7 separate regions of the Mus musculus genome follow, and regions 2, 3, 4, 5, 6 and 7 are each linked to region 1. The links are chromatin loops, found by intact Hi-C in ENCODE. Cell type or tissue: left cerebral cortex. All regions are shown on one strand.

What was found. Peaks named below come from ENCODE experiments on the same cell type or tissue, not always from the same donor. Only the 100,000 strongest peaks of a DNase experiment are listed, where the experiment ranks them.
Region 2: it touches region 1 in a loop (2.4-fold over the local background); 8 of 42 quality-filtered maps call a loop at or near these places.
Region 3: a loop joins it to region 1, with 2.3 times the contacts of the local background. A loop is called at or near these places in 5 of 42 quality-filtered maps.
Region 4: it touches region 1 in a loop (9-fold over the local background); 5 of 42 quality-filtered maps call a loop at or near these places.
Region 5: a loop joins it to region 1, with 4 times the contacts of the local background. A loop is called at or near these places in 2 of 42 quality-filtered maps.
Region 6: a loop joins it to region 1, with 2.0 times the contacts of the local background. A loop is called at or near these places in 3 of 42 quality-filtered maps.
Region 7: a loop joins it to region 1, with 2.5 times the contacts of the local background. A loop is called at or near these places in 3 of 42 quality-filtered maps.

What each region holds. Positions count from the first base shown.
Region 1 is chr14:64,199,569-64,203,568 of GRCm38, forward strand. All of the region lies in intron 5 of Msra (methionine sulfoxide reductase A), which reads right to left. Gm52129 (a long non-coding RNA gene) reads left to right here. Exons shown (of 3, transcript XR_003951176.1): 1 at 1-827; 2 at 1,450-1,586; 3 at 3,588-4,000. Among named protein-coding and RNA genes, the nearest start is that of Gm52129, 2.2 kb to the left of the region's middle. In left cerebral cortex, CTCF peaks have their summits at 571 (motif pointing right) and 2,426 (motif pointing right); DNase peaks (open chromatin) are centred at 410, 796, 1,509, 1,925 and 3 more places; H3K27ac peaks cover 4,000 bases.
Region 2 is chr14:64,133,845-64,137,844 of GRCm38, forward strand. The region is part of intron 5 of Msra (methionine sulfoxide reductase A); the gene reads right to left. Among named protein-coding and RNA genes, the nearest start is that of 9630015K15Rik, 20 kb to the left of the region's middle. In left cerebral cortex, no CTCF peak of the experiment used is centred here; DNase peaks (open chromatin) are centred at 2,078, 2,691 and 3,589; H3K27ac peaks cover 3,905 bases.
Region 3 is chr14:64,568,297-64,572,296 of GRCm38, forward strand. No RefSeq gene overlaps it. Among named protein-coding and RNA genes, the nearest start is that of Mir124a-1hg, 18 kb to the right of the region's middle. In left cerebral cortex, a CTCF peak has its summit at 2,445 (motif pointing left); DNase peaks (open chromatin) are centred at 620 and 2,850; H3K27ac peaks cover 2,431 bases.
Region 4 is chr14:64,584,693-64,588,692 of GRCm38, forward strand. It overlaps Mir124a-1hg (Mir124-1 host gene (non-protein coding)), which reads left to right and starts at 3,423. Exons shown (of 4, transcript NR_040709.1): 1 at 3,423-3,462. In left cerebral cortex, no CTCF peak of the experiment used is centred here; DNase peaks (open chromatin) are centred at 644, 1,301, 1,914, 2,256 and 4 more places; H3K4me3 peaks cover 2,203 bases; H3K27ac peaks cover 3,876 bases.
Region 5 is chr14:64,401,929-64,405,928 of GRCm38, forward strand. All of the region lies in intron 1 of Msra (methionine sulfoxide reductase A), which reads right to left. Among named protein-coding and RNA genes, the nearest start is that of Gm52130, 2.7 kb to the right of the region's middle. In left cerebral cortex, no CTCF peak of the experiment used is centred here; DNase peaks (open chromatin) are centred at 1,619, 2,114, 2,329 and 3,692; H3K27ac peaks cover 4,000 bases.
Region 6 is chr14:64,252,064-64,256,063 of GRCm38, forward strand. All of the region lies in intron 3 of Msra (methionine sulfoxide reductase A), which reads right to left. Among named protein-coding and RNA genes, the nearest start is that of Gm41176, 6.5 kb to the right of the region's middle. In left cerebral cortex, no CTCF peak of the experiment used is centred here; DNase peaks (open chromatin) are centred at 2,040, 3,347 and 3,834; H3K27ac peaks cover 3,735 bases.
Region 7 is chr14:64,438,927-64,442,926 of GRCm38, forward strand. Msra (methionine sulfoxide reductase A) reads right to left here and starts at 2,114. Exons shown (of 6, transcript NM_001253712.1): 1 at 1,784-2,114. The coding sequence starts at 1,919. In left cerebral cortex, a CTCF peak has its summit at 1,744; DNase peaks (open chromatin) are centred at 1,769 and 2,622; H3K4me3 peaks cover 1,427 bases; H3K27ac peaks cover 2,755 bases.

The sequences.
Region 1 (4,000 bases):
TAAAACTCAGCCCTCTTCTAACCTGGCACTGCACCACCAATAGGATCTGGGAGCTGAATTCAGGCCCCTGAATTCACAGCCATGGTGCTGAGAGCAATAGGGGCCATCTCTGATTTTGAATCCCAGTTTTACAAAGTACTACAGCCCAGAGCAGACATCAGCCCACTCTGCAGAGCACAACCACCTTTGTCCTTCACTGGCCTGCCTCCCACTTGAGGCAGAAATGAATGACCTTGACCTCAGCTCCAACCCGCCAGTGCAGTGCACACAGCTCAAGTGGGGTCCTCGTGGCCACCATGGGTGACTGTGCTCACGGCCCAGCTGCTCACTGGCAGGGCTGCAGGGCGCAGGACCTGACACTGCGGGCCTTTTCTCCCTCCTCCACTAGCAGCCAGTGGGCGGGCTTGCTCCGCCAGCTGCCATGGCAACGGGAAGATGGCTCTGTGGTGCCCAGAACAGATGTCACATGGGCCGCTGTGCTTGTGTTGGGGGTGGGGAGCTTGGGGGGGGGGGGGCACCAGGGGAGGGGCTGCGCCTTTGGAGTTAAATGGCCCCACCAGAGGGAGTAAGTCACATTTGGAAGGGAGTGCAGAGCAGTAGAATCTATTTTCTTTCTTGTCCCCGTCCTTTAAGTGCACTAAACGTACATGCACAAACACAAATGGCCTTTCATCTCCGCTCCTGAGGTGCTGGAGGCTCGCAGCTTTCTGGGCGGACATGAAAGCTGTTATCTCTCCAAGCCTCAAATGAACAGTGCCTCGGTGGCCCAACCTTGAGCAGGCAGCCCTCTGTTGTCTTTAAGGGACTGGCCGGGAGGCTCCATTCGGGTGAGTCCAAGGAACCTAGAATCATGCAGAGCAGAGACCAATCAAGGGGAAATTGAAAGGCAAACACACTGGGTTCTGTGGGCAACGACAAACCCAGCTCCAGGCTCCATACGCTTGCCGCTGAAATGAAAGAGTCCCTATGTCCCCTTCCTCCTCCCCATGGGGTCTCTGATCATATCACGCCAAAGGCCATTTTATACAGACTAAACTGGGGCAAGGCTTATAAATCTACCTGTCTGAACGCAAAGGCTCTTTGTCCCTGGAATAGATCTATCCTGGTCCGACTGCTGTATTAAAAAATTTCCACTGCTTTCCATTTCTCCTATACAGAACTGATATATATATATATATATATATATATATATATATATATATATATATACATTAATATGACAAATCCATATTCATTGGTAAGATAAGATATTATGTGAATACTAGGAAAATGCCAGGCATCAGTGGCCTATTTTCCTCTCTGAGACTCCAACCTCAGACCATGGGAACTTGGAGACAAGGGGGTGAAGGTATAGGTGCTATCTTAATCAGATGCATGACAGTCATTGCATGTGTGGGAGGATGGGGAAATGCTACATATAGTTATGTTGCACTGGGGTTTAATTCACAGGACCGGCGTGCTCAGAGCGGCTGCTTTGTGCCAAGGAATGCCACAGGGAAGAGGGGGAGGTGAGCAAAGCCAAGAAGATCTCATTCATCACCAAGAGGCAGAAACAGCACAGAAACTCTTATAATGGGTCTGATGAAGTGAGTGTTGCAAGCAAAGCATTATGGGAATGTGGAGAGGCAGGCTCTGAGAGAGGTGTCCTGGGGTGTGAAGAGACAAGTAGGAAGAATCTGGAATTGACAGAGCACCTGTGCTGTGACAGACATGTTATATACACAGCACACCGGATGGATCACAGAACTCCCTAAGAGGCAGTCACTGTTTTTATGTCTTTTTTTTTTTTTTTTTTAAATCAGGAAACCCATGCTTAGAGTGGTTTACAGTCCAAGGTCATTCACCAAGGACACAGCCATGCTGCCCTGTGTTTCTGCCTACAGACCGACAGAAGACGCAGCCCAGCACAGAACGCAGCTGCAAGCGTATCTGTCATTTTCTGATCTTCACTTAAACGGCAAGGTTCAGAGATCATGGGTTTCAAACAGTCCCTGCAGCTTACCTAACACACGTAAACACATAGCAATTAAAAGAAAAAGAATCGTTCATCTGGATGTAGCCAAAAATCTTCTCATGGATTACAATGGGTGCTACTGGGACTTTTCCATGTTCTTGAAAGATGAGTGGGGGTGGCCCCACAAACTGTATTCATTCATTTAAGCATCACCCTATGTTACTAGGGGGGTTTTTGTGTCTATACACAAAATGACCCATCTCCCAGCCCAGAAAGATTGCTGTATTTTAACAACAATCTGGCCTGCACCTGAGATCCTCAGGCATTTGTGGTTCACCTGAATGAAAAGCAATGATCAAGTGTGAATGATTGCCTGACAGTGCCCAGTTCTGTGCAGCTCTGGGAAGCTGCCCCTGCAAGCCAAAGTCCCCCACAGAAGACTAGCTTCCTTGACACTGCAGTGAAAGTCAACAACCACCAGGGGGCAGTAACACAAACCAGATATTTTTCCTCCGGGCCTGAATGTGGATGTGCCCGGTTTAATGCGTAAAGCCCATTATTACAAGCCTTTCCTCTCCCCACCCCCTATTAATGAACAAATGCCCAGGGGTAATGCAGAGATTTCTAAATACAGTGCAAGAAAGGGCAATCTGTACTCATACACAGGGAGTCTAACATGCAGTAATAAGTGGAAATGAAAATAATCAAGATGCAAGTGAGCCATTAGGCTAAAGAGCTAGCCCTCTGTCTGGCTGCAAACACAGAAATGCAGATGCCTGGCTCGCAGAAACGGGCATTTTAAAAATATTTATTTCACAAGTTCCTATTTAGAGTTCATAATACTATCCATAATTACAACCTCCGAGCTCCAAGAGGGGGTCTAACAAGAATTCCATATCTAGTATAGAGCACAGAGAGGGATGGTTCTCTCAGCCTAAGGTAAATGCATGAATTATTCAGGAACTTCCATGGGCATTTTAAATCATAACTTTGTGCTGTAAACAATAGCACACGTTAAAAAAAAAAAAGGTAAAAAGATGAAGAGCTGTCTAATCTCCAAGCCATAAAACAGCTACTGACACCCACAGTCTCCTAATGGTTGCTGTAGCGTTCCATAGGAATCCGTTGGCGTACTTACAGGTTTTAAACATAGCAGCAGAGAGAATATAATAACACGGAACCTACTTCTTCCCTGGGAACAAAGAATCCGGGATGATTCTGCCATTTTCGTGACAAAGGGAAGATTACGCAGTCCTTTCTTTTAAGTTGTTTGGAATTTGGGGCCTGTGGAAAAGGTGACAAGGCCACTGCTAGCAGCCTAGTCTCCGGAGTCACCCCATCACATCCCAATATTCATAACCTGATAGATTACACAGCTATTATCCACGCAACATGGCTGAAACACACGTGGAATTCTGAGTCAACTGACCATAACCCTCTACATTTTCTATTGAGGTTGTTCTGGGAATGAAAATGTACCCCTCTGGGCTTCAGTTTCCTAGCAACAGAGGTAGGAGAACAGATCTTGCCCTATGCCCTTGTGTGGTGTGAAGGTCATTCGGCATAATGGGAGGGAAAAATGTTAAGAACCCTTGAGATTTATGAAGACTCTCAGTGTGTGTCTTCTCTCCAGTTCACAGGAGGAACTGGAGCTGCAGAGACGAATCCAAGGTCACGTAGGTGAAGCCAGAGCCAGGGCCCCAGCTGGCTCTTCTCATCCAAGGCTATGATTCTTCCCTTCCCTCCTCGGAGCTGAGCACACACAACACAGCTGTCTCAGTCTGCTCTGGAAAAATACCTCAGACTGGAGGCACACAGCAGGACTGTGGACTTTGGTAAAGGGCAAAGTATAGCAAGGCAGGTTGTATTGCAAGGCCCCTTCTCCTGCCTCGTAGATGTTTAGGTTGTGTTTACACATCTTCCCTGAACACAGGAGTAAAAACAGAAAGTAGCCCCCTGGTGCCTACTGCCTTTTCTTCTAAGGACGAAAATCCCTCCGTGGGAGCTCTATCAGTATGACCTCATCTAACCCAAATTACCCAGATC
Region 2 (4,000 bases), 66 kb before region 1:
GAGCTGCAAGAGTCAGGTGTTGAGTATCTTGGAGGGCTAGTAAACAATTTTTAGGAGAAACGATACAACCCAAAGAGCACACAATGGCCTGGGACAAAGTTCCTCTCCTGGGGAAGGCAGGTTAGAGCATGGTGAGGGACAGAATTGTACCTGGAACAAAGTTAACTTCTGACTGAGATAAAGTCTTTGGGTGACCTCCCAGAGACTCCCTCAGAAGAACAGATCAAAGTCTGTCTGGGCTGGGGACTTTGAGTCTCTTTGCCAGTGGCTAATCTTTCCTGTTCTTTGATGAGATTCCTAGGAACGGGGGCTTAAGAGAATGACATTTCTTTTGCAAGAACTTTCCTCCCTCTGGTGAGGGAACTTCAGAGACAGCCCCTCCCTGGGTGCCTGGGGTGGGGACGAAAGAAGGTTAGTGAGTCCTTGATTCTGAGGCAGCATCCACACCTTCCAATGTCTTCAGTGCAAAAGCACACAGCACGCCAAAGAACTGTGCTTCTGGGTGCTCTTTCCTGAACTCGAGCAGTGCCTCTTTAGAAGTCTTTGCTTTTGGGTTGCATGCTCATTTCTGTTCTCTCTAGTTTGGGGAGTTCTTATAAAAAATGTTTGCCAGGTGTAGTTGAGAGCACAAGTCCTGTCACTCTTGGGTAAAGACATAGGTGTGGGTCTGCTGAGTCTCAAGATGTTAAGGTGTGTTCAGCTAGTAAAACAATTTCACAGTGTTTTTCCCAATCGGTGGTACCAGTTTGGACATCTCACCTAAGATGTTTGAGAGGCTCCTGGCTCTCTCTATCCTTGCCCTGGGATTTGTCAGAATTTGTAACTTTTTCATCCTAACTGGAAGACATGGAACACCAAGTTAGCTTTAGCTTTCGTTTTCTTAATAATGATTTGGATACATTTTAATTTTTACTATTTGCCCTCTGTATCCCTCCTTAGGTTAGGTATATATTCCAATATGTCTGCATGGGTGCATGTGTGTGTACAGGTGCATATGTACATGTGTATGCACATTCATCTAGAAGTCAGAGGATAGCCTTGGGGGCCATTCTTCAGGCTCTCTCCAATTTTTTTTTCTTCAATTTAAGAGACAGGGTTTTCTTATTGGTCTGGAACTGACCAAGCAGGCTAGGCTGGCTAGGCAGGGAGACCTAGGCATCTGCCTGCCTGCTTCCCCATTGCTGATATTACACATGTCAACACCATATCTAGCTGTTTTAATGTGGGTTCTGGGGATCAAACTCAGGCTCTGTCTTAAGGTATCTCTCCAGTTTCCCCCACCTCTTTCTTTTTCTCAAAACAGGTTTTCTCTGTGTAGCCTTGGTTGTCTTGGACTAGGCTTTGAACTCAGGAGTCCACTTGCCTCTGCCAGGGTTAAAGGCATGTACCACCATATCTAGCTTTCATCCATTTCTTAACTACTGGTTGGTTCTCATTGTTGGTCCTCTGATAACTCCAGGTATATTCTAAAGCTGTATTTTGATAGCCATACATAACATCTGCTCTCTAAGACTCTAGTGTTGTTCCATTGTGCTCCCTGATTCTCTATCTACAACACAATATGTCTACTGTGAATAATATCTTTATCTATATATGCAACTATTTGCACACACACACACAGAGAGAGAGAGAGAGAGAGAGAGAGAGAGAGAGAGACAGACAGACAGACAGACAGACAGACAGAGAGCTTTTGTTTAATCAGGAAATTTTTTTGTGCCTTTTTCAGATATTACTCACGGTGCTGGGGAACTGGACTTGACTAGTTTATAGCCCCCAGAAACGTAGAAACTTGGTATTTTAATAGATGTGGCTTAGAGATTAAATTAAGAAACACACAAGGATTTCTGAGTGGAAAACCAATCATACGCTCCCATAAGCTATCAAAATGTGCCATTCTATGTTTATAGAGGCTGCTCGTTGTTATCAGCAAATCTCTCCTTCATTAAGAATCAAAATGTTACTCAGCACACCCAGTGCTTAAAGTGTCCTGGATTCTGAAAGAACGCAGCCTCCATTTGGAGGTTTATGCAGCAATTTCAAGTGGGCAGTTCTGTGTAGCAGATATGGAACACAATGAAGGCCAAGTCCAGAGGACACCACCCAGATCTGGTGATAAATGCTTCAGTTAGCAGTGCTACAGCTCCCTATCTGCAGGACGGCTGGCACACTCTTCTGGAACACACAGAACCAGCATCCGATAGCAATGCGCCTGAGAAGCAGTTGTGACTTCTTTAAGTTCTCTCTGCCAAGCGAAAATAAAATTGAAACTGGCCATTTAATTGGTTTTTTTTTTATTCACTGATTAAGACAATAAAAATTGTGCTTGTTTCAGTATTAAGGAATTAAAATCTCCCTTGAGACTTCCTCTGCCCTGGGCGAGGGTCCATCTGCCCATCGCAACAGGCTGGCCAGCTTGCACACAGCGATTCCCCCATGAGCTGTGATCTGAATAACTTCACACTGCACTGGCCAGGTCCCAGAATGAAATGCTGGGCCTTTAAATCATTACCCAAGGAAACTAAAAATAGGACTGTCAATTAATACATGAGCGATAAGAGAAAATGCACTGAAGACGTATAGCTGCTCTGGCTGAGCCTCCAGCCATGCATGGCTGAGAATATAGATGACCAGAAAAGCAAGAGAAAGGCAGCTTGGTCGGCCTGTTGGAGAGCTGAGGAAGCCAGCAGTGTGGGAGTGTGGTGTCTCTGCTTATGTCTGTCCCTCCTGAGAATGCACAGAACGTGGCTGTTTGACTGCAAGACTGGATGTGAGGCTGTGGCTGATCCACATATGACTGCTTTGTTTTAGACAATAGCACCCCTCTCCACCCCCCACTCCATACAGGCATCATGAGAAGATTCTGAAAGCATGTGTGTGTGTGTGTGTGTGTGTGTGTGTGTGTGTGTGTGTGTGTGTGTTCTCGCGAGTGTAGGTCAGACTTACAGGCCTCCACACAAGCTGCTTTGGCTTCTTAGTACTGAAGCCTGGGGGATTTGCTTGACTTAAGCTTTTGTGTGTGTCTCGTGTGTCGTTCTGTGGAGACCTGGGGTTGATGTCAGCCATCTTTCTCTGTCATTTCCTACCTCGTGTTTTGAGACAGGGTTTCCAACTAAACCCAGAGGTCCCCTAGCAGGCTGGGCAGGCTGGCCAGTTGAACCGCCTCTCTCTACCTTCCCTGCTGCTTTTGTGGCTCTGGGGATAGAACTCGGGTCCTCCCTTTACTGACTAAGTTATCTGCCTAGCCCCTAGACATTTAAAATTTTTTTAACCTTAATTTAAATGTTTTCTAGAGGAAGAAAGAGGGAGGAAGGAGAGAGGGGTAGAGGGAGGGAGGAAGGGAAGAAAGCATGTATTAGGGGTGAAGACTCAAAATAGGCAATGAGTCCCTATTTGCCAAAACACAATTGTTATTTTCTTCAGCGCTCAGAAGAACTGGAAATCCCTTCAGAGAAGAGAGCTAGAACAGGAGCTAATTACATCATTTGCATTTGCATATAATTGGTATGCCTTCCGGCTAAGACAATAAAATCCGTGTTCGTTAGACTTCTTGCTAAGGCATGATGTATTTCAGTTGCAGCACCGTGTATCTGTAGGTGTTAAACATCCCCCGTCACACCCTCAGCAGTCCTCAAATGGACAGAGGTTGCTTTGGAACTGGCCCGAGCTTGGCCAACTCACATAACCTTGGGTGACTGACCTTGAGCCCCACTTCCTCTCCTGTGAGGGGTGGGGGTGGGGAGGATGAGAAGCCCTCTTTTTTCAGGGCTGTGCCCAGAAAGAAATGAAATCACGTGGATTCAGTCTCGGCAGCAGTTTTCAGGCTGCCCTGTGATGCTACGGTCTTTCTGAGCTCACAGAAAGCCAGGGCAGGGGAATCATGAGGAGCAGATTATGCCCTGAGCAGGTGGAAGTTAAGAGCCTGGCTAGTTTAAGCCGCATCCCACCCAGTTGAGTGGCCCCATTCTCATGCATCATCCAGATTAGTGGTGCTCTGGGGACA
Region 3 (4,000 bases), 370 kb after region 1:
CCTTTAATTCCAGCACTTGGGAGGCAGAGGCAGGTGGATTTCTGAGTTCAAGGCCAGTCTGGTCTACAGAGTGAGTTCCAGGACAGCCAGCCCTACACAGAGAAACCCTGTCTATAAAAGCCAAAATGGGAATAGGGGAGAGAGGGAGAGGGAGAAAAGGAGAGGGAGGCAGGGAGGGGAAGGGGAGGGAGGCAGAAGGGAAAGAGGGAGAGAAAAAACATAGGTGTAGGATGGGGAAGGGGCAGAAAAGCTGCAAGATTCTCTCCTCTGTCTTATAGAATAGGGCAGAAAGGGCTGGAGAAAGCACATACTTATTCCAAGCCTGTGGGAAAACCCAAAGGACTGTGGGTGAGATGCCTGGGTGCTGAACCTCTTTAACACTCGTGTTCCCATCTTCCTGCATGATTTGCCAAGGACAGAGACCCAAAGATTCAGGACTCCCTAGTGTAAACAGCGACAGGCAGCCTCCAGGGTGCTGTCTTCGGTGCTGAAGTGGAGCAGCTTGGCGCCCGGAACAGGCAGACGCAGCAAGGACATTCCCAAGCTACTCCATGCCCCACTTCCAATTTAGCTTTGGAGTCAGAGCAATCCTCCGCCTTGGAACTTGGCTGTTATTTTTCAGAACTGGGGCAAATTCCCTTACATCCCCTCTTGTTCCTCTACTCCCACCACTTAACTCAGCTCTCAGAGACACAGGAAGATTTTTGAAGCTTCAAGGACTATATCAGGGACAGGGAGGTGGATCAGTGGGTAATGGCACCTGCTGCCAAGACTGACACCCTGGGCTTGATTTCTAGAAACCACATGGTGGAGGAGAGAACCAACCTTCACAAATTGTGCTGACTTATACACAGGCACTATGGCCTACACAAGTGTATACACACACACACACCACAAATTTTAGGTCTATAAAAAACATTTAAGAATTGTATCAGCCAAGCTACCATGCCAGATGACTGGCCATTCACATCCCAAAACTCCACTCTGCCTTCCTTTCCCTCCTGGTGACTCCCCAGACCCCTTGCCTCCAGTGCAACTCTCCCACACCAAGCATCTTAAACAGCTCAGATCCCAGGCCCAGGAGAAAGTCTAGGAGACCTTTATGAAAGCCAGCGTTCAGGGAATTGTAGGGGATGCTGCCGCTGGAGACAACAAAGGGGAGAAGGTTTGTCAAGGTCTATAATTCACACTCGTGGGCAGCTTTCTGTTGTTCTTCACACGACCATCATCATCATGGGAATTGTTAAAAGGAAAATGCACTTAATTTATCACAAGCCAAGATTAAAATATCCTAATTAGAATGAAACACAAGGATTATCAAGGCATAGATCCTAGTCTGGAAATATTCCCAAACTAGTTTGGGACATGGCAAACCAACCATCTGCATACCAAGAGTCCAACTAGGTTTCCTGGGAACCTGGAGACTATCTCAAGGACCTAGGAGTGGATCTAGAAAAGAAGTTTGTTGGGCTCACAAAGGGGAATTAAAAGCTCAAGTTATTTCCATGCATCTGTTGCTTTTGTTTTGAAGTTCTGAGGCTTAACCCACAAAGTGTGTCCATCCTAAACAAGTGACCATGAGCTACAGTCCCAGACAAAAGCAGAGGTTTTGAAACTAGAAGACCACATTCTAAGTCCTGATCTGACTCTATCTTGTGTCGTGTCACTTGCATACGACATGGCCCCCACAGATTTATATGTCTGGACACTTGACCCTCCATGGGTGGCACTTTGTGGGGGTAGGATCTCTAGGACTGTGACCTAAGTATCAGAAGTCAATTGTAGAGGGTGGGCCTTAAAGCAGATAGGCATTTCTGGTCCTGGTCTGGCTGTCTACTTCCTGATCCACCAAGACAGCAGTTCTCAACATGTAGGACACGACCCTTTGGGGGGCTGCATATCAGATATTTACATTGTGATTTATAGCGGTAGCAAAATCACAGCTATTAAGTAGCAACAAAAATAATGTTATGGTTGGGGATCGCCATAACATGAGGAGCTGTATTAAAGGGTCACAGCTTTAGGAAGGCTGAGAATCACTACACCAAGACAAGACTAAGCTCCCACAGTCCCAGCTGCCGTGCCAGCCCTGACGTAACAGAGTTTTTATCACCTGAAACCATAAGCCAGGAAAAAAAAAAACCCTTCTTTGCTTCCATCAAGTATTCTGGTGCAAAGAGGAAAGAAGAAATGAATACAGTGTAGTCTTAGAAGAGCCACCTTTAACTTCACGTTCCTTATCCTATAATGAGAATGACACACACAGCAAACTTGGCTACTTTGCAGATGCGTTGGTAAGATATAAAAGTGCACCCTACCTTGGGGCTGGAGAGATAGCTCAACAGTTAAGAGCACTGACTGCTCTTCCAAAGCTCCTGAGTTCAAATCCTAGCAACCACATGGTGGCTCACAACCATCTGTAATGAGATCTGATGCCCTCTTCTGGGGTGTCTGAGGACAGCTACAGTGTACTTACATATAATAAATCTTTAAAGAAAAATTTTAAAAGTGCACTATGCCAATGCAAACCACAGTTAAATGAAGGGGAAGCATTTTCTGACTGTCCAGTTGCAATGTCTACACTCAGATATAAGAGGCATGAGGGCAGCCTGGGTCCTCCTAGCAGGCAACCAACGCCAACCACAGAATCGTGTCCCTGGAGACAGGTCCTCCAGAGCATTTAGATTCCAAAAGAGCTCTGTCTTCAAGGAGAAAAACCAAACACACCAAGTTTGACCTCAGGGGGTGAGTCTGTCCAAGCCGCCCCTAGGGTGCGGGGCTGAGAGGCACAAAGGGAGAAGATGGCTTTCACAGGAGGAGTTGGCCCAGCACATTGGCTCCAGATGGGATTTCAGCTGGAAGCACACAGAAGCAGCTGAGCTCAAAGAACACTGAGGTTTTCTGGACCTGCTCTCTGGCTGGCGGATGAACCGCGTCAAGGGGAAACGGAGGACAGGTGGTGCGGACAGAAGGCAAAGGAGACAGGATTAGAAGAAGCAAGGGAGAGGTCACAATGGAGGGTCACATTCCAAATCTTTCACTTGGGTGGAAATTTTCAACAAATACAACTGCCGCAGGATGCCACTAGATCTTCATTAATAGGGGAAAAAAATCAGACCAAGGATCATAATAGACTGTTAAATTGGATGAGACCTTTCAAATGACTGACACTCCCCTGCCCCATCTTCATTTTACACATAAAAGGATGGCCAGGAGAAAAGTTCAAAGTCAGTAAATGAGTGCCTTGAAGGAACAGAACAGGGACTTAGATCACCTGATTTTTCGGGTCAGTGTGTTCCTTGCTATCAATAATTGAATGGATCCTAAGACAGTACAATGAGGCAAGGTTTTTTGTCCCTTGATTTGCAAGTGTGTGAGAACAAGACCAATGGCCAGAGCCAATGTTTGCTGGTGGTGGTGGTGGTAGTGGTGGTTGGTGGTTGGTTGATTGGATTTTAAAGGGGAGTTAGAGGGGTGGCTCAGTAGTTAAGAGCACAGTTCTTCTATTGGAAGACCCAGATTCAATTCCCAGCACCTACACAGCAGCCAACTACCTTCTGTAACCCCAGTTCCAGAGGATACATGCCTTTACAGGCACTGCACACAAGCAGTGAACTGAGAGAGAGAAAGAGAGAGACAGAGAGAGGGAGAGACAGAGGGAGAGACTGAGACAGAGAGACAGAGACAGAGACAGAGAGACAGAAAGACAAAGGGAGAGGAAGAGAGAGAGAGAGAGAAACACAACAGCTGAGGTTGTCCCTTCTCCCATGGTACATAGTATACACATAGATGTACCCACACAAAATAATAACAACTGAATGCAAATAATAGTAACACGACTATAACAACTAAATACAACACTACAGAAATTTAAGGAATGAAAAAAGGTTCTTTCTCTTCATGTGAGTCACAATATGAACCACATGGGTTGAGTTCTCTGGAACATGGCCTGGTGAGGAGACTTGCACTCTGGAAGGTTGTAGAAGAGTGTATTTGGAGA
Region 4 (4,000 bases), 390 kb after region 1:
TACTGGAAAGGCCTGAAGAAAACTGGTATCAGAAATACAGGTAGATAAGTAAGAACAAACTTAGCTTATTTGTCTGAATATTTCACTAAGGATAGAGTTTTGTATTCCAAAACTAGAAGGTGACGATAGAATATTCTATTTCAGGACATTTTTTTAAAGCCATTTAAAAATTTTCTGCCACAGGATAAATGACTCCTCCTGAATGCTAACAACAAGGGAAGAATGTGCTAGAGGCTCCGCCATCATATTAAAAATTAAACCGGCTGCATTTCATAATGGGCTCTCTCTTCTCTCTCTCTCTCTCTCTCTCTCTCTCTCTCTCTCTGCGTGTGTGTGTGTGTGTGTGTGTGTGTGTGTGTGTGTGTGTGTGTGCCCGGCTTCCATCTTTCTTCTCACTGTGGAGATTGCACTCAGACACTGTTCATGGTTAACACTGGAGCATCAGCTGAGAGAGGTCAGAACCCTACTTCTCTGAACAGGGAACCACAAATGTCACTGACACATGTCACGGCTTGGCAAATAATATATTTCTTTCCAATCTCCTGCCCCTCCCGTTTACCCACTCGCATGCATGTGCTCAGCTGAAGGGCACCTCTCAGTCTTCCTTCCTTCTCCTTCCTATGGTGGGACCAGCAGGAGGCACGCCATTCACAATGAATTCAAAAGTACTCCCCTTTTGATTTCTGTTGTCTTTATTTTAACCTCAAGAAGGGAGAGAGATTTAACTCAGTCTTTACCCCAGGCTACGCTAATACTTAGGTCATGTCTGAGCTCTCTGGGGAAGCCCTGCTTTATCCCATCCGTGGGGCAATGGTGTCTTTTCAGCGGAGCTGTCCAGCTGTCCAGCCATATGGGCCCCAAACAGCCCAGTCAATCCGATTTGGGGAGGTTTTACAATGTAATTTCTTAACGTGTTAGTACTTGGGGTGAGTTTGATCAGGCGCATAGACAGCCCTTAAGCCCAAGGGTTTAGGTTTTAAGAAGCCATTACAAATGGCCCAGCATCCGTCCGCTCAGACTGGTTAAAAACAGATATGAAATCTGTGGCTGGGGGAGGGGCAAGGACTCCTGACCCCCTGGTTGGAGAAAGTCCCAGGGGTATGCTCTAACTATTAATTCAGCATCAGCTGCCGTATCTACCCCCCACTCCCTTTCTCTTTTTCTTTTTTAACCCTGGGCTCATCATTTAAGGCGTTCCCACTCGGGCCTGCGGAGCCTGTTACAAAACCAGGTCTCCGCTCCCCCACTCCACCCCCACCCCGGCGCGCGCGCCCCACGCAGCAAGACGAGAGAGCCAGCGTCCCGCAATGCCGCAACGGCGCAGGAGAATTGCATTAAAAACGTTCTTAAGCTAAACAAAACCCTAGGCCTATCTGACAGTCTAGCACAGGAAAGTATCCTCCATGTCCCATTGCTCTTCAGTCAAAACCGACTAGACCTCAAGTCACAGCCCCACCCTTTCCTGGTGCAGGGGTTCGAAACTGTCTGCCGAGGAATGCTTTATAGACAGAACATTAGAATAGTCCTAAAGCTAAAAACCTTGATCAAAATGGTGGTAAGTAAGACCAAGTCACCGCAGAGAGAGACCAGCGATTTAGTGGGGACTATTATGAAAGTGGTCAGTGCTCCCAGAAAGATTGCCTAGCGAGGGGCCTTTGCCAACTAGTTACATTTTTTTAATTAAAATCCGTCACAAGGATGTTTTCTAGTTCTTACCCACCCCTCCTAAGATTCTCAATTCTAGAAATTTACAAAAACAGCTTATTTCCTAAGCTTCTAGCCACACAGTGTTGAAGCAAAAAACAGCACATGGGGGAGGTTTTGTTACAGCCGTTCTTCTGTTGGGGTCCTTACCTAACAATTGACAGAAACAGAAATGGCCTTCCATCCAGGGGGCATCCCCGGAGGTCCATCAGGGCTAGGTGGGCGCCGCGGCCACCACCCTCTGCACTGGCCATTGACAGCCACAACATTTAAGACTGCTTTTAGCTTTCCGAGTTTGTTCTCCCCTGTCTAGATGTCTTGAATTCAACATAGCCCAAGAAACAGTTCAGTTTTTTTTGTTTGTTTGTTTATTTGTTTCTTTTAAGTCATCAAAGAAAAGCAGGCGTAGGGAAAGCAGATGGGCCTGCGTGAGCAGGTCGGGGCTGCCTCGCGGCTGCCGCAATAGCCCTTTGGGAAGACAGATTTCTCATCGCAGGCGCGGGGGCTCGAGTGGGGGAAGGTCTTTTTGGTTCGCTCTTATGGGGGACATTCATTCTTGGTCCTTCTTTAAGCCACAGCTAACTCTGCTCTTGGAAAAGAAAAACAGTTACACAGCCACACAAGTACAACAAAAGGCGCCTCCCCGAAGTGGCTCTCCACGTCCGCAGGACGGGTGGCTGGACGTGTAGACGCACTTTTGTGCCTCTGTAATCTCGGACGTCCATCTGGCCCCGGCGGGCGAGGGCGGGCGGGAGGGCGCGGGCAGGGGAGGAGCGCGCGCACGCAACTAGAGGCGCGAGCACGCGCGCCCGCTCTCCTTCACTTTCACCTTGACTGCGGGGGGGGGGGCGTTGGTGGGGGCGACAAGAGACTATGGTCCTCCATCCCCCCACCTTCCGCCATTCGTCTTCCCACCCCCAGCACTGTCCTGCCCAGACGCCAGCCTAGGGAGGGGTGAGGAGGAGGCTGCACTGGCGCTCGGGTCGCCGCACCGCCCCGCAGCCTCGCGCTCTCCGCAGTGACAGCAACCACAACCGCAGCAGCACCCAGCTCCATCCTCACCAGCCTGGCTGAGCTACAGCCCGGCAATTCGGGCTGAGGACGACAAGCAGAAGGTGTGCAAGTGCCCCCGAGCTCCCCACTCCATTGACCGAAGCTCAAGAAACCGGGAGTGGGCTAGCGGCGGTATTGCACGGAGGGGACTGAGAAAAAGAGGACTGGAGACCATGAAGCTATTCAGGCAGGGGTAGGATTGAGCCCCCCGAGTCCACCCAGAGGACTTTGGCAGGGTCTGGGGCGGCCAGGGTGGCTTCAAGGGATCGGAGGGCTCTGACCACTGCAGATGCGGCGCGTGTGGGTGCGGTGAAAGCACCCACTTCTCCCAGGATCTAAACGGATAAACGGAAGCGAGTGTAAGTGTGGGGGTGCGAATCGCCACCTCCGGCCTTGGCTTTCCCGTTCGTGAGAGCACCCCCACTTCTCACTTTCCCCAAATCCGCATTTTTCTTGGCACAACCCTCCCGAACACCGAGCGAGGAGAGGGAGGTGCCCGGGGGCAGTGAGAGTGACGTGTGCTGGTGCAGAGGGGGGGGGGGGGGGCTGCGGGCCGGGCTCTGTGGACCTACTCCTAATCCTCTTGTTTTCGGAACTGTCAGCAGATGTGGCTTCTCTTAGCTGAATAATCCGTTAAAGGAATAATAATTTTTAAAAAGGACCTCGGCCTCACCCAACGAGGACAGTGAAGGAGATCAGCTCTTGGTAAGACTAAAAGAAAAGGCACTAAATTCTCTGCGTCCCTCTCTCTGTCTTCCTCTCAATCCCCTCACCCCCTCCCCCTCTCTTCTCTCCTCACCCCCCCCCCTTTCTCCCCCATCCCCTGCAATCCGCACTCGACGCGAGTTCACGCGCAGGGCTGGATTTCCAAGCTGCACTGCAACTTCTCAGCGCGTTATTATTATTCATCTGAGGGTGCAGCCTCTGCAACCTTCGCCTCCTGCGCTAGCATCCTTCCCCCTCGACCGCGGCCACCAGCAGAGCGGTTTCTTCTGCACGCGTGCTCTGGTTCACCAGAGGAGGATTCTGGCTTTTTGCTTTTTTGTTTTGGTGGTTTGGTTCGGTTTGGGGTTTTTTTTTTTTTTTTTTTTTTTTTTTTTTTGGTTTTGTGTCTTAATTCTTTCAGGGTCATCGCCAGGATGCTTTTCCTCCGGCCAGGTGGAGCCAGCATCAGCGCCTGCCAGCAGCAATTCCCTTCAATAGCCGAGGAAGCACTTGGGGCTTGGCCAGGGAGGCCGCTCCT
Region 5 (4,000 bases), 200 kb after region 1:
TATCTGTGTTTTCCAATGGCCTTAGGCAACCCCTGTGAAAGGATTGTTTGACCCCCAAAGGGGTCACAACATACAGGTTGAGAAACACTGTTTTAGAGTCTCCAAAAACTGCTTTAAGTATGGCTATAGACTATAGAGGTCAGGTCAAAAATTGCAAATTGAGGACTATGTCTAAGGTGATGTATTGGGGTACAGGGAAGCAGTGGGAAACGAGGGCATCAAGATGGCTGCAGCTTGGCTGTGGAAAATTTCACAGACTATGATGAAGTATTTGGACATTATTGTGATGTCATGGGACCTCACAGAAATCCCTTGAGTGAAGACATGGCTAGACCCACAGTACTTCCTCAGTGAACTCATGAATGACATGACCTCTGTTATGTGTAAGGGCTACTCTTCAAATAGAGTTGTTGCCTCCTTCTATCTGTTCCTGTGCATGGCACAGGGCTAATACTCAGTTAATGGGTGCTGAATACCTGGCAAAGAGCGTTTATTACTTAGTCTTTTCTATAATGAGGGACATATCTCCACAACTGAATATCCCCACCAAGGCTATCCAAGAAATGAAAAAAGAACCATCACCCAGAACAAGAATGTAGACCCATAAAATCTACAATGTATGCCAAAGATCTGAGGCTCTGCACCCCATCACCATCAGCCTAAGAGGATAGAGAAGCAGAAATAAAACAGTGGGAACTTTCTCTAAAATTGATACCTTTGACTCAGCATCCTCATCATTCTTGATGGATGAAAATTAACATCTTAGAGTGATGAAAGATTTAGTATTTACACTCTGCCCTGCCAAAGCTATGCTTTGGGAGGTCATGTCAGTTCTGGAGATTCAAACTCAGGTCCTTATACTTGTGTAGCATGTGATTTTACCCACTGACCCATCTCTCTAAGCCCCGATCTTACAATCAAAACAAAAGTTTCATTAGAATAGACTCAGTCTTCCTTGTTTCAACCCCATCTTCAAACAACATATTAATGAACTAATGTAGAGAAACAGAATGTGAGCCTCAGTCAAGATAGCATGATGACGCTGGCCAGGAGCTCAAATATGTCTCTGAGATATATGAATATATGTGTGATATAGTCAGACTCAGCTTCCTGCCTGAGAGCCCTAAAGTAAAAAATGCAGGCTCTTGAGAAGGAGAAACATTTGCCCCACTAAGGGTGAGCATGTTCTCCTTGCTCTAATGTCCTAGTTAGGTTTCTATTGCTATGGTGAAACTCCATGACCAAATCAAGTTGGGGAAGAAAGAGTTTATTTGGCCTTCACTTTGACAAAACGTCCATCATTGAAGGTAGTCAGAACAAGAACTCAAGCAGTGCTAGAACTCAGAGGCAGGAGCTGCTTACTGGCTTGCTTCCTGTGGCTTTGCTCAGCCTGCTCTCTTAGAGAATCTAGGACCATCATCCCAAGGATGCACCACCCACCTAGGGCTGGGCCCTTCCACATTAATCACTAATTAAGGAAATGCCCTACAGCCAGATCTTATGGAAGTGTTTTCTCAGTTGAGGTTCCCTCCTCCCAGATGACTCTAGCTTGTGTCAAGTTGACATAAAACTAGCCAGCACTGCTAACTCTGTAGATGTTGAAGCTGGGACTTGATTCGAGTGTACTGACTTTTTACTTGCTCCTGGTGTGAAACCCCAAGCTAGCAAAGACTACGTTGGCAATGATTTTGGATTGCAGGGTAATGCCTAAACACTTCCCTGATAGTTCTACTGTCAAAAAAAAAAAAAAAAAAAAAAAAAAAAAAAAAAGAAGAAGAAGAAGAAGTGAATGACTTCACCTCTTCACCTCCTCACTGAAATTCCTCATCACACAAACAGAATTACCAAACTGTTCTTTCAGAGGCCATATAATGTAGTTTCCGATGCATACGTCTGGATGTCAACCAGGTGCCTTAACACTAAGAAAGCATGGATGTTCTTAGCAAGCCCACGCTCCAAATACTATTCAAGTCACATTGAAATTAAGCACTAGGAAGGAAAGTGTTAACACTGACTTTGCCTGTGCTATCCAAAGCTGCCTCTGCCTCTGCCTCTGCCTCTGCCAAAGTACTTACTTTAAAGGCAGTCGCTACATTCACTTCATCTCCTGGCCTTAATTTAGGTTCTGCTATGCTCGACAATTTCAATGCCAAGAGGAAGAGACTGAGTGAGAAAGGGACATACTGGTCTGAACCTGGAGAGCTGATCTAATTGAACTGAAAAAAAAAAAAATTAAAACCCTCCTCCATCTGCTCAGCACACCTGCTGATGGAGCACAACCACAGGTAGGGAGGAAATCCATCAGAGACCAGTTATAAATAGACTTTTATTTCATCTGCTAAGAGCTTGGCAGCCGAGGTGGGAGGGCTGCCTACGCGCTGGCAGCCGGGAGAAAGCACTGTGCTGCTTTTATGCTTCAGTGGAAGGATCGGAGAGAAAGAGAACTGAAAAACAATGAAATCTAAAGTGGGATGAAATAAAATGGGACCAAAACCCCAGGGCTGATGTGGCCACCAACCAGCATGCAGTTTAAGACTGTCAGACATCGTGGTGAAAGATGGGGAGACCTGATGACAGATCATGCCCCTCGTAGGAATCAGGTGGAGACAGACAGGCTCACCCATCACTTCTAGAACAAAATTGGCAAACAACAGCCACCTTTTAGTTATTTATAAGATGAAAAAAGAAAAAGGAGCATGGCTCTGGGTTTGGTCTTTGCACTGCCCTGCCACTAGCTCACAAACTATATAGCATTTGATGGCTGGTGCTCATGTGTCCATGCAGAAGAAATGGGCATGTCAGTGGGCCATCCTGGCACAGGCATTTGGGTTCCTCGTCTCTGGTAAATGAGAAACAGTCATTCTTCACATCCAGCTGCCTCTAGAATGGGCTTCACAGCCAGGCCAGCAAACAGCAGTTAAATTGGGGGCTCACCTTCAAGGGAGCACATGAGAGGGTCTGCTGGACACAATGGCTGTCCAAGGTGGGCCTCATGTAGTATTTGGACCCAGAAACTCAAGGGCAAAATGTCAGCAGTTCTATCTCTAAATGAGGCCCTGGAGAAAGAGGTGAGGGAGAAAGGGGAGGGGGTATATTTATCTCACTTGCAGAAGTATAGGTTCTCAGAAACCTCCCTCATCCCCAAGAACATTAAGGATATCATCAAGAAGATAATGACCCACTATTCTGTCCCCACCAAGGACAACAAGAGAAATGGGATTGACTGTGTCAAGGGAGAACTGGGTTAAATGGAAGAGCTTCCTGGCAGCAAAGGTTATTAAACACTGGGAAGGGAAAGCAGTAGAGATTAGGGGTGCTCCCGGGAGGTCTTTCCAAAAAGCAAAATAGCTTGCCAACTACCTGAGGTCACTTAGGTGCTATCTGCCAGCTCCTGTACCCTTGATCTGGGAACTAACTCACCGCTTGGCCCAGCCGAGGGACAGCTACTGCCATTCTTTCATAATGAGCTCTCAGAAGGAGAATAAGAGCTAAGAAAATGACAAAAGCACTCATGGAGCTAAAACTCATTTTTCCTTATTTAAATGGTACATTGGGATTTTGTTTTCTTTCTTTTTCTCCTTCTCCTCCTCCTCTTCCTCCTCCTCTTTTATATATTTCCAGAAACGACCAAACTGCATCCTCACAGATCTGTTCTTCTAAAGCATTAACAGGAACACGGGTGGGAGACGGTGTGGGGACGTTCTGAGCTGACAGTGCAGCCAGGCTCTGCTGTGCACCTCCACACCAAGCACTGCTCATCTTGGGGGAGCTGTGGCTCGGAATGCAGAGTCTCATGCATCAAGCCACAAAAAGACCAACCCAAGAACCTCTTTACCATTCAATTCTTAAGGTTTTTTTAAACATTGTGTTTTTAATTGTGCATACTTGTGTGTGTTGTGTATATTGTACACAGGAATGCAAGTGCTCATGGAGGCCAGAGAATGCATAAGGTCCCATGGAGGTAAAGGTGTGAGTGATGTGGGTGCTGGGAATAGAACTC
Region 6 (4,000 bases), 52 kb after region 1:
GGTCCCTGTAAAGTACATGTGACATCTTCCACAATGAACCCTATAGTTTGACTACATGTGACACTTTCTATAAGGATAGATTCTATAGATTGACAAGCTCATAAAAAGGGTCTGGGGAGGATCCAGGGTGGTCTCAACCACATAGATAGAGCAAAATGTCACCAGGCTAGGAACCGAATCCATTCCCAGCCCTCTGGACAGATAACAGGTTATGCATCCCTTCTTTTGAAGTAACAACCTCATGTGTGTCTTAGTTTTCCAAGAGTATAAGGACTTTAGTGCCTCCTACATTGACTGACACATCCTCAGGTCTGCAGGAGAGAAGTGTTTACAAACATGTCATAGTGACTGTCTTCCATAGGGTCTAACTCTGAAATATACACAAGCTTAGAGCTGGAAGCCTGGCTGCACCTACGTAGCATGTACCATTGTGTACTCTTCCTAGTAGCATGCACAGCTCGAGCCCTTGAGTTCATCTCTATCCTTCCAGGGAGTAACTACACCCCTACCTCATTCTCCCAGATTCCAGGAATGCATGGTAAGTTACCAGGTATCCCCAGGAGCCTATTCATTTGGTCTGAGGTCATAAGAAAACATCCACTTATGTGACTCTTCTTAGGTTTCTGGGTGGGAAGGATGGGGGGAGGGTATGTCACATTCATTTGTCACAGTGATGCCCATGATTCATGGTCTGGTGGTGAGGAATACTGCTAGAAGAGGCTGCCACACACAATGCACTTACAGGGTTCACCTTGTAGCCATTATGCAGTAAAACAAAGTCATGATCTTTATATGTCTTCAGAATGTAAAACTATGCCTAGAAAGACTTCTAAGTTTAATTCTGTGAGTCTTTGTAAGCAAATCAGGTCTCCATATGAAGTCATCGAAAGGAAGACAAATCAGATCACCATGTGGGAACAGTTCTCTTGTGAGCCCAGCATTTAAGGAAGAGGTGTTTTGTCTTAGCATTTGTACAGTGGGCAGGTAGACTGTCTATAACATTCTCCATAGCTGCTTACTTTAAAGACTCACAGAGAACACTTTTTGTCCAAATGGATGTATCTAAGTATTAAATTCTATAGCATTTTAATGGAGACTATGTTTAATCTATATGAAATAAGGTTGAATAACAAGAAGCTTGGCTTATGTGTATACGAAACAAACACCCTAAGGAAGAACCCACACCAGGGTTGCAGGTGTACACTGGTTAACGCCTGCCTAAGTGCCATCACCTCAATGTGCAGGGCTCCACCTTCTATGGATTCCATAATCTCACAAACAAGTCTAGCAATAGGAAACCTGTGTTCAGAAACATGAGCCTATGGGGGTCATTTCTCACTCAAACGACCACAGTCACTATCTTAGATGGTCAGACAAGTCCTGATACATGGTTTGGCTTCCAACATGCTGGCCACCCAACAGCTATCCACCTGTAGATTTTCCTTCCTCAGGGAAAATAATTGCAGGCAGGTGGGGTCCCTGCAATGTCTCAAGGCATCCCCTGACTATTCTCATATAGCTCTTTTATTCACAGTTTTAGATATTAGTTTAGATCTGGGCACATGAAACAGCTCTGGCTAAGAGATACAAGATGGTGGCTTGTTGGAGGACTTCTAGAAAGTTCTCCTCACTAAAGGACAAAAAGCTGTCTCTTGACGTTGGAATTCTGGGGTTGAGACCTTGATGGATGACGCTGTGACGGTCACTCTGGGAACGTGATGACACATAGCAGAGCAGAATTAGAGGAACTGAATTATTCTAAATACTTTTCTTTTTTCTTTTTTCTTTTCTTTTTTTTTTTTTTGAATACTGAATTTAGTCCTCTGAACATTCTGACTTCTTCTGGTTATATAAGAAGAGTACACATCCCCATTCTTAAGCCAATGTTAGCTGAGATTCCTGCAGCTTACTGCTGAGAGCGTTCTAAACAACTACATAGTGGATCTTGGAGCTCATTAAATTCTCACATCACTGGTATAAAGCAGGCTTTAAAAAAAAGCAAATAAAATAGCAAAATGTTCAATATTTTTGCCAAGGTCACGCGCCTATAAATGGCATAACTGAATCTGCAATCAGATCTGATTCCAAATTTGGTGTTTCTTCCAATGGAACCAGATGATGCACACACACAAAAGCCTAGAGCAGGAAAATCTCCTGTCAATCACGCTGACATCCTTAATGAGTCACCAACAAACGACCTAGCACAAGTACTGTCCTGCTAAACTCTGCGATTGCTGTTGTGTCCCTTACATCACCCACTTATGAGACCTCCAATCTTTATAATTTAAAAGGAGAATTTAAGACACACACCTGCAAACTGGAAGCATGCCCTGCTTTACACTGCTGTGTGGTATTGTGGAAGACAAAGCCAAAACTAGACACTGGCCTCTACTTAAGGAGTCTGCAGGTCCTTGGAATATACGAGGGAGCACACTCCAGAAAGCATTGCTCGTAGCATCACAGGTTCTGAATGGGACACAAAAGAAGAGCTGGTCCCACCAGTTGATGAACAATAACAAAACAGCTCAGTTTCTGGATGTTGGGTTATATGAAAATGTTAATACTTTTTCTTACAACAATGACAGTTTTAATGCATTACAATCCTGGTAGGTCTGGGACTGCCCAACAACGAGGGTGAACACATATTAGAAATAGGGGGTACCTGATGCTGGTCACAGCAGTCTCAGAAGACACACGTGCAGGCACTGGTTCTTTCTGTCTACCATATGAATCCATATGAATCCCAGGGATCGGATTTGGGTTGTCTGGCTTGGCAGCAGGTACCATTACCCACTGAGCCATCTTCATAACCCCAATATTACCAATTTTTAAGCCTTGAAGAATGTGTGTTTCTAAAATAGATGTCCATACCCCCCCACCCCCGTCTTTACTCATTATGAGGGTGAACAGACAGGCTTCAAGAGGCATTCAAAATGGCCACTCAGTAGCAGAGTCTTGAGAACAATTACAGTAAGAGGTAAAATTCACAGAATTCTCACATAAATCAGCAACCTAAATACCTTCTGCAAAAAGAACTCCTAGAAAAGAAACCTATCTAATCCAAGTGTCAGGCCACCAGGCATGCTCATGGAGACAGCCACTGTCCATTGGAGCACGAATCAAACTGAGCCTGCAAGACCCACAACTCGGAATTTTGAGGATCAATCCAGATGTAAAGTGAGTCAGGCAGGAATGTGGAGCCACCTCAGTACTTTTAAGTCAACTCAAAGAGACAACCTAAAACTGCAAAAGTCCCATAAAGAGAGGTGTTCTGAGGTGCAGCTGGCCAATGCAGTCACTGCAGGGTAGAATTTAAAGTCTATTTCTGCCTCTGCTTCTGGCCCAAAGCCAGTTGCATGCCCCACTACCAGAAGCTGGGCGACTCTTTCCCCATCATGATGGTGTAACTATCCTGGCAGGAATATAGATACCCTAAAGAGACAAGAGTGGAGCAGAGATGATGATGGGTATACCAACACCTTCACCAGGACTGCCTAGTTATACAATACACCTCTTGCATCCTATCTTAAACCTAAGCCTCTCTGGTCTTATTTGCCCCTCTGCCCAGTGTAGCCACATTTAAAGAACCCCCCTCTGCTGCTTTTCACTGTTACTTTGTTTCTTTACTTGGTTCACTGAGTGATGGTTCAGTGAGTGATGCTGGCTTCTTAGGACTTTGCTGCCTAGGCTCTCAGCCTGAGTCCAGTGCTAGCTTAAAACACGAGCCACCTCATCCCTTGAAACTGTTTTTTGTCAGTGTTTTGACACAAGGATGAGGACAGTAACAATGTATCATTCTGAGATATGTATCCAGTGTGGGACAAGGCAATCCAGCTATTGGCATAGGCGTCACCTCACATGCTTACTATGACTAGTTCTCAGATGCTAAAGATGATAACCCATTGCCACCAGACAAGCCCTGTGAACAGTTCCTAGTGCAGAAACGCTATGTAAATCAATTGGCTGTCTTACCAAAGTAAGTATTTTTTAAAGACAAATA
Region 7 (4,000 bases), 240 kb after region 1:
TGGCGGGTTTAGCTCCAAAGGCATCTGATGACAGTGCATGGCTGGGACTAGGCAAAGCAATACTAAACAGATGGGCCTTGTCACCTAAGAGGGGGCTCCACTGGCCACAGGGCTCTTGAGAGAACGGGGTACAGATAACAACAAGACTCAATAGATCATATAGAGACATGAGGAGAGCAGAGGCTGCAATAGAGAAGGATACAACTTCCCAACTAGGAAATATAAAGACTTTCATATTCATCATGGTCACCAAAACTTATAAGACGTAGTGAGGCACAGTGTTGCTGGAACCAAAGGCAACCCTAAGCAACTCCTCTAGCTTCCCTTCTCTCAGTTACTTTAGATCCCTCCCTACCAGAGACCCTCCAGCCTGCCATGTGACTGGGCGACATGACACCCATGCTCCTCTTATACTTGACTTTTAAAAAATCATTAAGTTTGGAGGCTGTGCAGCTGTGTAACCTATCAGAAGTCTCCCTCCATCTCTGCTGCAGATAACCCCTGGGACGTGTCTGTGGCTTTCACTGTATTTATGGTTCAAAGGAAACTCAGCGTCAAAAACTCCATGTTGTATTCAACTGTATTTCTACTTTGCACTCAAGGAATGTTTGTTTGAACTGAGTAGCACAAGGTTAATGGCTTAGCAAAATCTCCTAGCCTCTCCTCTCCCCTTTCAAGTCTGAAGAGATCAAGATAAGATATTTCCACTGTCCACAGAAGTATCCAGTAGCCTTGTGATTACGGGTCAGGTCAACGGATCGCTGGCCTCCAGGTTTATGACGCCTAACTCCAAACTAGAAAGATACCTAGAGGCCTATAATTTGTCAGCTCCTGCCCTAAACCCCTCTCCTCAACCCTCTCTGCCTGAAGATAAATGGAGCCTGAAAAAAAAAAAAAAAAAAAACAGTTTACCTGGCCACCTTCTTCTGGTTTTGCTAACTTACCAAATAAGTCATTCTCTTTGTCCCCACTCTTTCTAAAATATTCAGGTCCCTTTCCAAGTGGAAAGCACATGAACTTGGATTCTGTACTGGGAACAGTGAGAACCTTTCAGGAACGAATACTCCCAAGAGTGGGGGGTTAGAAACATTACAATAGGGCTGACAAGGTAAAAGGTCAACAAGAACTACAATCCGATTTCAACTCCTAGGTCCTAAGTGGTGCAAGGAGAAAACTGAGTCACACAGGTAATCAGCTGATCTTCTCACGTGCGCCTGGGGCTTAAGGGAGCACACACAGACACCTCTTAGAGGCTTCATCCATAGCACGTGGAGTTTCTGCAAACGGGGGAGACAACCCAGCATGCCCTTGAAATAACTACAAACTGGGGAGGGTTCTTGCAACCAGCTCTGGCCGAAAATTACACTTCAAAACCTAAGTTCCCAGCGTTGTTAGGTCTGCCTCCAGCGCTTCCATGAACTGGCACCGCTAGACGCTCCTAGAGGCCTAGGTGAAAAGGAAGACTAAGGCTGGGCTCCCACCAGACTCCACTAGCCCCAAATACGGAGCTGCAGACCAGCAAACGGGCTGGGTCGATCCCAACGCTAAAGTCTTTCAGAGCGAGACTCAAACAAAGAGAAGCACGCAGGCAGGAGACTGCCCAGCTGAGCTCCCGCCCTTCCCGGGCTGGGGGGCGGGAGAACTGGGGGGAGGGGGGGATTCGCTGCTTCTTTGCGCACGCGTAGACTCCGACCTGGGACCCACCCGCGGTCCCGCACGTCTTCTTCCGGGAGGGCGCTGTGCGCAGGCTCCACGCGCATGCTCAGCAGCCGTGCCACCTTACCTGTTACAGGGATCGGCTCGGTGCGTCCCGGCAAGGCTTCCTCTGCGGAGATGACTTTCGAAGCTGAGTCGCCCATCCTCCGTACCGGGTTGGCGCTAGAGAGGAGCTGGAGAGCCCTTCTAGAGGCGGAGAGCATGGGCGGCGTGTCCGTCTCGCGGGGCAGACCTCCAGGCCTGGCTGTCTCTGAGGGACAAAGTTCCCAGAGTACGTGAAGCCGCGCGGGCCAAAATTGATGCTGGCTGGGCGCCACCGCGGGAGGTCAGAGTTGCTGCCGTTTCTCCACCTCCGCAGCCAGGGTTCCGGGTGCGATGTACTCACTCAACCACAAAGTAGAAAAGGGAAATCAATGTGTGTGCATAAAAAGGCAGCGAGCTAGAAGAAAGGCAGACCTATAAGAGGATGGCTAGATGGACAGCTAGGAAATTTGTCTATTTCTATCGGAACCATCTTGATAAGTCACATCGATCCAAAGTGAAACCAAAGCACAATTCTCAACACCACAAAGGATCAAGTACTCAACATGAAATATAAACATATAGTGTGTGTACGTGTATAAATGTATAAATACATTCTTCAGCGCATCTCACAGCCCATAAAGTAAACAATGTAGGCACAAATACATTGTTAAACGCTTTATGTGAATGAAGTTAATGGTGAAGTTGGACCAGACGGACTTCAGAAATTATGAGAGAATATTCCTAAACTGAATCTCTAGCCTTAATCTTTAGGTGGCTAGGACCAGATGAGTGATTTCAGAGGTCCTGTATGAGATTTTTGATTTACACACTGCCAAAATGGGCGGGTAGTCTCACATGAAGGAAGGAACTGAGGATTAGCGCCCACAGGGATTTGAAGCTTTGAAGCTAAGCTTCTCCGTGGGTTTAGTTACCACTTTGTGTTCATGTGGGACTGTAATATAAGGACTAGGATTAGTGTACTGCATAGAATGTTGCCAGACACACAACGTTAAACAGATTAAGGTGTTTGTCTTATAATGTAAAAGTCTCCTGGGCCAACTTGTTCTCAACAGTTTACTTGTGGCTTGCTTTTGCTGTGACATTATGCCAAGCAGGTTCTTTCTACGAGGCCTTGCCTGAAACCATCCCAAGATCCAAGATGTCCCGTCCAGGCTTGAAGAGGGCCTGGTCACTAAAAAAAAATGTGTTAAAAAAAATTGTACTTGTAATTTACTGCCCTTTGACACACAGTGACTTGCTTTTTCTGTTTTGTGGTTGACAGAACAAGGGTCATGCAAGAAAAACTTCGTAACTAAATACTGTGTAACGGAAGAATTTGTAATGTTAAGGGAAACTGCTTGTGTAATGTTAGGTATCCCAGAACCACAGTCCATAATATTTAGTATGTAAGATATATATATATATATATATATACACACACACACACACACACATTTCTACTTACCTACCAAGGGGAAATGAGTTTAAAAAAATAAAGTAAAAGCATTGTTTAGAGTTTTATTATTCAGAGTAGTGGGTCTCTTACTAAAGTTTCTTTCCTGCCTTGTGGTCCTAGAAATCCAACTCAAAACACCAAGCTTGGTGGCAGGCACTTTTACCTGCTGAGCCATCTCTCTGGCCCCACTTTAAACATTTTGAGGGTTCTGTGTACACTGTTTAAATGTTTTCAATGATCCTAATGGTTGTACTATACTCATGCAAGCATTTTGAAAGAAAGAAGCATCTCAATTTCTTTAAAGTTTCCTTCATACAAGTTTAACCTTATTTAACAAACTAGCTGTGTTGGCTGAGTTGTTTCCTGGCTTGTTTGTTGATTACAAAGTCTCTCTCTGTAGCCGTGGCATGGAATTCAAAGACCCACCTGCCTCTGCCTCCTAAATCCTGGGATTAAAGCTGTGGCTACCATATCAAACCTCTGAGATTTGTTTTTTGAGGAGAGAAAATAATTATGCTATTTTCAGGACTAAGCATTGCTTTTCCTTTAGACTCCAACAACTTCCTTCTGAGCCAGCCTCCATATTTACTGTCACGTGCTGTAATTACATCCTAATTACACTCAGGCTTCTGGCAAGTTCTAACAATTTATATCCTTCAAGATACGGTGTTCACATTCTCTTGGGCAACAACAAAGAATCTCAGAACACAGCAGGTTCAAGAAAGTAGATTATTTCTCCTAAGGATGTCACTCTAGAAGAAAACGGTCTTCCACTAAGCAGGACCCTGGCTCTTCTTCGATAGT